Linked DNA regions of Mus musculus: region 1 is linked to region 2. The links are chromatin contacts, found by Hi-C or POLR2A ChIA-PET in ENCODE. All regions are on one chromosome and are shown on one strand. The core of a region is the stretch at or near the end of the contact, and the rest is flanking DNA. Distances in the headings are between cores, read along the strand shown. Region 1 holds the start of Dgat2 (diacylglycerol O-acyltransferase 2). Region 2 holds the start of Uvrag (UV radiation resistance associated gene).

Region 1 (4,328 bases), core at 523-3,022, 42 kb before region 2:
CAGGCCCTGGGACTTTCTCCCCTCTTCAGGTAGAACTCACCTCCTTTCTTTTCTGCTCTTCCCCAAGGCCCTATTGACCTAGACCTTACAGTATGCAACCCAAAGGTGAGCCACACCCCAGTCCTATCTTTTTTCTGAAGGGCATACCTTTAACCACTGCCTTTGCTTGAGATTCTCCCACTCACCCAGCTCCCCACTGCAACCTGTCCTCACGTTTATTTCTCATACTCTGTCAAGAGGGATCCTACAATTCATCTTACCTCTTTCGTTTCTTTTAAGGCTCTCCCAGAACCCAGTCCCACCCCAAAGTCTTAAGAGAGACACTGGAGGATTTTCTAATCCCATGTCACTGCAGTCTCCATCTCCCACGTTGCCAGGACTACAGTCTCTATGGTCCTGCCCCAATCCAGACATGCTGACTGATGCTGCCCTTCGGCTTGTGCTCACACCCTCATTCTGCGGAACTCCTCTTCCTCTGTGGGCAATGGGAATGAGTCCCAGTGCCTGTAGTGAGCTTAGTCCATATACCTCAGTTCCTCAATTCTCAAAGCCTCTCACAATACAATCACGGGTGTTCCCGTTTTTACAGATGTGAAAGAAAACTGAAGCTGCAAACTGCGAGTGGTGGCACATGCCTTTCACTCAGCACTAGAGTCAGACAAAGGTGCATCTCTATAAATTCAGGCCAGCCTAGTCTACATAGTGCCAGGACAGCCAGGGCTACAAGGAGAAACCCAATTTCTAAAAAGAGAAAAGAAAAGAAAAACCAAAACATCAACATTCACACAACCCTCAACCCCACACCCTGCCCCCCTCCGGCAAACCAAGCCAAACAAAAGACACCCTGAAGTTGAGGAAAAGAGAGGAAGAGAGGTCTGGAACTGGGCTTGAAGTCCATCACTCACTATGCTTGTAGTATTGCCTTTGTCTTTGGTGTTTGGAGACAGGGTCACTATGTAGCCTGGGCTGGCTTCAAACTCTTGCATACATACAGGAGAGGGAGGGAGAGAGAGAGAAGAGGCGAGAGAGAGAGAGAGAGAGAGAGAGAGAGAGAGAGAGAGAGAGAGAGAGGAGAGAGAGAGAGGAGAGAGGGGAGAGAAGGGGGAGAGAGGAGAGAGAAGAGGCGAGAGAGAGAGAGAGAGAGAGAGAGAGAGAGAGAGAGAGAGAGAGAGAGAGAGAGAGAGAGGAGAGAGAGAGCGAGCTGCTAGGATTGTAGGATTACAGGTAGTAGACTCCATCGCTCTAGGTTCCTTCCTGATAAGACTCAATCACTCCTATTTTTTTGCTGGTAAAAGGAAAGGCTGCGGCACTTGGGTAACTGTCAGGTCCAGCTGTAACCTAACGAATTCCAACACTACTCACTGCAGGCTAGGCCTGCCCAAGGAAAGCACAGCCAAAAGGGACACAGGCACCCGCACGGTCCGGATCGTCCCGCACGTGCTCAAACTCCCTGCCCACGTTCCAGCTGCTGGACCGTACTAACGTCTGAGAGAGAGGCTTGGGAGAATGACAAGGCGGTCGCTGGGGCAACCAGGAGTAGTTTCATACACCGGGACTCCGGCTCCCTTGCCCGTATTCTATAGACTCTGAACCGTACAGTTCAGGCCATGCTGCCTTCCTGGGCTCTGTGCATAGTTTATCGCCGGGAGTCTCACCCCCTACAAGAACATGGCACAGTCCGGGGCGGACCCTTTTGCCCCGCCCTATAGCGTCACGACCCGCCCCGTTGTGAGGTTATAAAGTGCGCGCGCAGCGGCGCTCGGCGCCGTGGCCGCGCTTCGCTGGCTTTCTGCTCATCTAGGGTGGCAGCGGCTACCTACCTCAGCTCTCGCCCTGCTGCCGCCACGGCCTGGGCGCTGTCCCTCAGCTCCCGGAGCTCAGCGCGAAGCCCTGGCCCCGGCGGCCGGGGCATGGGTCAGGGGCGCGGCGTGAGGCGGCTTTCTGCACGGCCGTGACGTGCATTGGCTTCAGCATGAAGACCCTCATCGCCGCCTACTCCGGGGTCCTGCGGGGTGAGCGTCGGGCGGAAGCTGCCCGCAGCGAAAACAAGAATAAAGGATCTGCCCTGTCACGCGAGGGGTCTGGGCGATGGGGTGAGTGTCAGTCATCCCTAGGGCTTTCATCCTGAGGGCACCCACAGCAAGACGACTTTCAGGAAGGGACTTTGGCCAAAGCGTGCTGCCCTGTGCTGGACGGACGGCTAGCTAGTTCAGGTCGGAGTCCCAGACAATTATTTCCAGTTTTTAAAAGGTCTCGCCTTGTAGCCTAGGCTGGCTTCCAACTCTTAATCCTCCTTCCTTGGCATCCCAGGTGCTGTGATTGCAGGTGTGCCACTACAACTAGCTTCTCTTTAGGGGAACTTGACTCTTCTGCATCCTGTCATTTGGTTAAGGATGAGGCAAGATTCATGCTTAGCTCGGCTGGTTACCCAGTTTGAGCCAGGCAACCTGGTATCCTAGGCTAGCCTGGCTTCATTCTCCATCCTGGTACTCACTAATGTTGCAACACGTGTTACATCACTTGCCATCCCCCCAGCTGCTGAGGGCGACACCACCCACTCAGCTCAGTTAGTAGTGATATTTCACTCTCCAGCCCCCAGTACTGATCTACCTCACAAGGTGGAGCAGGATTTGGCTGGGAGGAACTGGATGGGGCAGGGTGGTAAGTAGGGTTTTGTAATCCCCTGAAACAGTCACTGGATGGAGAACATGCCTGCCTGGAACCAGGTGTGCCCCAACTGCCCTCTGCCCCAGCTTTTGTGGGCCAACCCAGACTGTGAAGCCCTCACAGCGCAACCCTGAGTCTGACATACTTAGAAGAGGGGTGGGAAACCCTTGGATTTTTTTCGTTTGTTTAGTCTGTGTAACAGCTCTGTTTGTCCTGGTATTCTATAGACCAGGCTGGCCTTGAACTCACAGAGATCTGCCTAAGTTGATTATCCTTCTAGAAGTTGTGTCTGCCTTCAAGATAGAACCGAGGCCTTCAGTGAATGGGGAAGGGGGGCATACAGTTCAAATCACACCTCAGCCTTTTCCATACAAGGCAAAGCACCCCACGTTGCTTAGCTGAAGCTGCAGAAACTGAAGGAGGAGGAACGAGCTACCCCAGTTTTCCTTAGAAAGGGCAGCGGTGATGCACACCTTCAATCCTAGGACTTGGGAGGCAGAAGCAGGCAGATCTCTTGAGAGTGAGTCCAGCCTGGCTTACAGGATGAGTTAGTTCCAGGACATATTAGTTGTGGTAATCTTGAAAGTTTAGGCAATCAGGAACAAAATAAGATTGCTGGTAAACCAACTATCTAGTGGTTACATCTCTTAGTACATGTTGTATAAAGTCAAGAATATGAGATAGAGATACACGCACACGCACACACACACACGCGCACACAGTTCTAAATTCAGTCTTCTCTTAATGGTACGGCATGAATATTTCTTACCATTTGTATGTCTGCCATTCTCACATGCTGGTGGCTGCAAGCTAACCCATGCTGGGGCTCCATCAGAGTGTTTCCACCTGGCATTGGCACCAGTCCTAGCTGACTGTTGCTATGGTTATCTGCCCCTGGAGAAGTGTTTCCATCCTAGGGGGCAAGCCCCTGGAGCTGCCCCACATACAGCCTACAGCTTCCACTGGCCTCTTCTCAGTGCTTCTCTCTTCCTTGGGCCTTTTGATTCCCTTAACAGGGAAGGACGCGATCTGCCCATGTCAATGCTTTTAAATATTCTCAGTCTCTGGGTAATGGCCCCTGCCTGCGGTCTGCTATGGCCCCTCCTGGAGCTATTCTTCCTGGGCTCTCCTCTGTCTTCCAAGAGCAGGATGCCTGTTAAATTCTTTTTTTTTTTTTTTTGACAGTTTTGTTTTTGTTTTTTAACTCAGAATTTGTCCTCCAGCTCTTGAGCAGTTCTTTACTGTCATAGCAAGAGAATTTCTCCATGTTGATGTTCAATGTAGAAAATACAATGGGGAAAAAAGTGGGTGTGATTACCTCATAGACTGCAACCAGGACTAATATGAAATGCAGACTAGTCAGTTTAACTCTCTGGAATCTACTTTGGTGAAAGACTAGGTGGGGTAGGGGAGGGTGCTCTAGCAAAGTCTCTGTTATCTTGCCATCTCCAGGAGGCCTCCTTGTTCCTCCTTGGTCCTATGGACACTCCCTAGTGGCCTAGTTTGTCTCCTCAGAGCAGTTCCCACCAACCACCCTGGTAGTGGCAGTGTTCAAGGAAGGAGGCAAGAGTATGGACTCTGTGAAGGGAAGTTCCATAATGGGTGAGAGATTGCACTGATAACTTGTTTTATTGTCGAAACCTGGATGGTGTGCATTTGTT
Region 2 (4,210 bases), core at 42-2,541:
TCACACTCTATGGGGACGGGGGAATCAATATTCTGCAAAATGACTCAGTGCTACTTATAGAAGCAATGGCTGTAGCTGCTATTATGGTCAAAGAAGTCTTCAGGGAAGGGAGGGCATTTGAGCTGTACCTTCATATTCATTTCTCTATTATCTGCAAGCAATGCGGATCCAGGGACGAATCAGACAAGGTCTTTTGGTTGAGGAATTCACATATGAGTGTTTGAATTCGGGGAGGCTGTGTGTGTTAAATGACTATTAAAAGACAAAGTGGAGGCTGCTGTGGTGGCACACTCCTGTAGTCCCAGCACCTGGGGAGCTGAGGTAGATTGAGCTACATGGTGAGTGGCAGGTCAGCCAAATCTCGCCCCTCCCCCCGCCCCGCCCCCGCGCAAAGCAAGTAAACAAACAAAGACAACACAATAGAATAAGCAGGTCTGTGGTAAAGGCAAGTTTCCTAATTCGGAGTTTCAGAGAAGTCTTTTGGAAGGACTCCTGCCCCAGCTGAAATACGATGGCTAAGCAAGCGTTAGTCACAAGCAGTAAAGGCTTTCTAGGCAGAGCATAAGCATCCCACCAGCAGAGGTGAGACAGTCTCTTGGCTGGCTGGCACACTTTGTGGCTAAGCTTACTAGTTATAGAAGCTAGAAGGGGCGTGGACTTGCAGGTCTGAGTGGATCACTGAAGAGCTGGTGGACTGCCCGATGGATCTTTGGTCTCAGTGATCGCGGCTCGGTGGCGGCTCCCCCTCTCAGTCATAAAGCGTGGCTTTTTTTTTTTTTTTTTGTACGTGGATGAGAACACTTCGGGAAGTCAGACCATCCATCCATCCCGACTCAGCTGGTGCCAAGCGGGTCCCCGCCCTCCACTGGAGGCTCTGTTACCATAGCAACTAGGTTAGGGCGGAAGTGGCTTAGAGGACTGACTCTCACTAATCAGGTGACTCTCCAGACTTCTGCACGTGACACGACATACCAGGCGCGCGCTCTACCTAATCAAGAAGCCGTCCCTGTTTCACTGACAACTGACAGCGCTCTAGAGCAATAGCCCACGAGGCTTCCCTAGGAGACCACACCCCTCAATAGGGAAAGGGCCAATTAGGCTGAGGCAAAGAGAAGTTACGCCCCAGGTTTAGCCCGGGTTTGACAGACGCAATTGAGGCCATCCTAGAGTCCCTCCGCCCCTAGCCATTGCGGCCGACGACGGACGGGCCCACTGGCCAATAGCACGTCCCTTGGCCGCCACCGGGTCCCGCCCTCTCAGAAACGGAACCAATGAGCACGCCAGCTCTGGGCCGGGTGGAGGGGTTGCACTGCGGTAATATGGCTCTTCCTTAGCCAGCGGCGGTGGCCAGCGCGGGCGCAGAGCTGCTGGGGCTCTCGGTGCCCGGTTTCTAGGCTGTAGGGGCTCTGCGAATCACAGCTCGGGAGGCAGCGGCCGATGCGGGAGGACTGCCCACCTGGCCGCTCGGCGGCTCAGGGGTCCAGATGAGCTCCTGCGCCTCGCTCGGGGGCCCGGTGCCCCTGCCACCCCCGGGCCCGTCCGCCGCGCTGACGTCCGGTGCCCCCGCGCGGGCCCTGCATGTGGAGCTGCCGTCTCAGCAGGTGAGCCGGCCGCGAGCCGGGGGGCGGAGAAGGTTGGCGGGGCTCGCAGGGCTGAGGAGGGCTGACAGGAGGAGGAGCCCCCTCCCCGGCCGTTCCCGCGCTCAGACCCCCGCATCCCTCCAAGAAGGCGCCGGGGAGCCCTGCCCCGCTGGCCGCCGCCGCGCTTTCCCTTTCGCTCCCCGATCGAGGAGTCGGTTTTCTGCACTTATTCTTAGCGTTTCGGGTGCTTCCTTCCGCTCCTCCTGAGGAAGGTATTTGGGACGTTGGGGTTTCCTTTCCAATCTCAGATCCTCATGGCACACTCCACTCCCTCGGGTGAGTGTCTGGAAGGAGGATTTGAAGTAAATATTCATAGCTTGTATCTCACGTGTGTGTGTGTGTGTGTGTGTGTGTGTGTGTGTGTGTGTGTGTGTGTAATAAGGACAAGAGAACACTGACTTTGGGAATCTGACAAAATTCTTGGCAACACCCGCCTATCAGTACATCTTCCACTGGCCTCCCTCAGTCCCTCGGGGAGACTCTGCAGGAACCTTAGCATTGAAGAGGACCTGGAGAAACTGTCAGTCATGGAGAGGTTACCGAGCTGGGTCTGTGCAAAGTGAGCATTGAATCGTCACAACTCCATGAGATAGCTGGTTTTATTGTCCCGGTTTCTCAGTTCTAGGAACAAGCTTGCTCACTGCCTCTCTGTTAGTGTTTCTGGTGGGGATGGATTTCCAAATACAGAGTCTGACTCCAGCTTGTGCTCAGCAGCAATAGTTTGCTTTAGACTTGAGAGCAGCTGCTCCACCACGGTCCACAGGACGAGCTCCCTCAGACCCTTTCTGTAACTTTCCATCCTTGCAAGAGACAGGAAGGAGCCACTTAGGAGCGCAGAGGCTATGGGAGAGAGGGCCAGGCATAGAGTGCATCGGAATGTAAAGGAAAGAGCAATGTTGCACCCCACCCCCCCAACCCGGTGCCGGATGAGGTGCCGGATGAGTAGGGAAGCAACGTTAACTGCAGAAGCAAGGCTCTGTAGTAGGAGAGAATTTAGCAAATCAGAAGGCATGTGCCCAGGTTTTGTAGTGCCATTGGAGAGGGAGTTTGGAGAATATTAGGAGTTGGAAAGGAATGAGGCTTGTATTGCGTTTCCAGGTCGTGGGAGAGGATGAGAGGGTGGCTGGGAGAGTAGTCTGTGGATTGGGCATTAATGTGAATTTTTGCCTGTGTGGGAGGTGGAGTGTGAGGGCCTGCTGGGAGAAGCAATAGTGAGCACTGTTAGGAGCCGCCTGGAGAAATTGGGCATCTAGATGGGCATAGTTTAGGGAAGCTGTGAGAGCATGGCGGGTTGGAGAAGAGAACAAGGCATGTTTTCCTGACTAGAGCCTGTTCTAGCAATAACGGTTCAAAACTAGAAGAACTAATCCAAGCCAACTGCCGGTTCAACACAGTTCAACTCCATTTGTTAGTGTTGGTCGAGTTTCTAGATTGGCATATAGTGTCCTAAGTGTCAGCTGGGTGCTGCGTGAGGATTTGGCATGCCACTTAAAGTTTTTTCTGGGCGTGTCGTCCTTGGACTGTGAGGCAGCCTATGTAAAAACACATTCCTTCTGTGGTTGATATTAATTCTGCTTTCTAGACCAAATGCACAAGTTTGGGGAAACAAATATTTTTAAAATAGGCGTTTTGTTGATTAACGTATTAACTTACTCTATAATACAAGTTCCAATAGTATTGGCCTCCTTCTACCTTATCTGCTTCTGGAAAAGATTTGGGTTTGCCCAAGAAAGCCCACAAAATTATGTATAAGGTGTATGGTTTGTCTTTTTAAAATTTAATTTATTATTATTATTATTATTATTATTTAATCAGGGTCTCATTATAAGGCCCTTGGGTATCTTGGAACTCACTATATAGACTAGGCTGGCCTTGAACTCATAAACGCTTGCCTATGCCTCCTAAGCTTCTGGGAGTTGTGGTTGGGACTACTGGCATGTGCCTCTGGTTTGCCTTATTTTAATTTATGTACCTAATCCGGAACCTTTTTTTTTTTCCGTGGTTGATGAATAGCTATGGTCTACCCACTCCTCCAGGTTGGTCTCTAACTCAAAGAGGTCTGCTTGCCTCTGCTGGTAGAATTAAAGGTGTGTACCACTACACATAGTGCATACACATTTTGTTATTTTAATGTGCATTTCTTTAACTGATGTATATATATATCCCCACTACCGGAGATAGGATTTCTCTGTGTAGTCTTGGCTATCCTGGAACTCACTCTGTATACCAAGCTGGTCTCAAACTCACAGAGATCCCCCTGCCTCTGCTTCTCAAGTGTTGTAATTAAAGGTGTGCATCATCACTACCTGGCTAATATTTTAAAAGCTCCATTTATTGCCTATTGGACAGCATATCAAGCACATGGTCTCAGTTTTCCTGCCCAGCCTTATGAATTTTAATATCATTGCATATGTTTAATTGCTTCTTTAACTTCTTCTGTGAAGTGATTTTTGTGTTTTTAGAATTCACTTTTCTAATTGTTGTGCTCGATTTTTATAGTCTTGAAGAATCTTTTTTTTATTGTCTTTTTTTGTTATTTGTATTTGAGAGAAGTAGGTTGGAAGCAATAG

Evidence for each region. A loop is a pair of places that touch in the nucleus more often than their neighbours do. ChIA-PET counts read pairs that join two places held with the same protein, here RNA polymerase II (POLR2A).
Region 1: POLR2A ChIA-PET joins it to region 2 with 16 read pairs in embryonic stem cell. The contact joins the promoter of Dgat2 here to the promoter of Uvrag in region 2. A Hi-C loop is called at or near these places in 2 of 37 maps with a recorded cell type or tissue (both heart). POLR2A ChIA-PET finds 5 or more read pairs at or near these places in 3 of 5 experiments (Patski and embryonic stem cell).

Annotation. Positions count from the first base shown.
Region 1 is chr7:99,180,157-99,184,484 of GRCm38, reverse strand. It overlaps Dgat2 (diacylglycerol O-acyltransferase 2), which reads left to right and starts at 1,772. Exons shown (of 8, transcript NM_026384.3): 1 at 1,772-2,093. The coding sequence starts at 1,973.
Region 2 is chr7:99,138,225-99,142,434 of GRCm38, reverse strand. It overlaps Uvrag (UV radiation resistance associated gene), which reads left to right and starts at 1,291. Exons shown (of 15, transcript NM_178635.3): 1 at 1,291-1,601. The coding sequence starts at 1,485.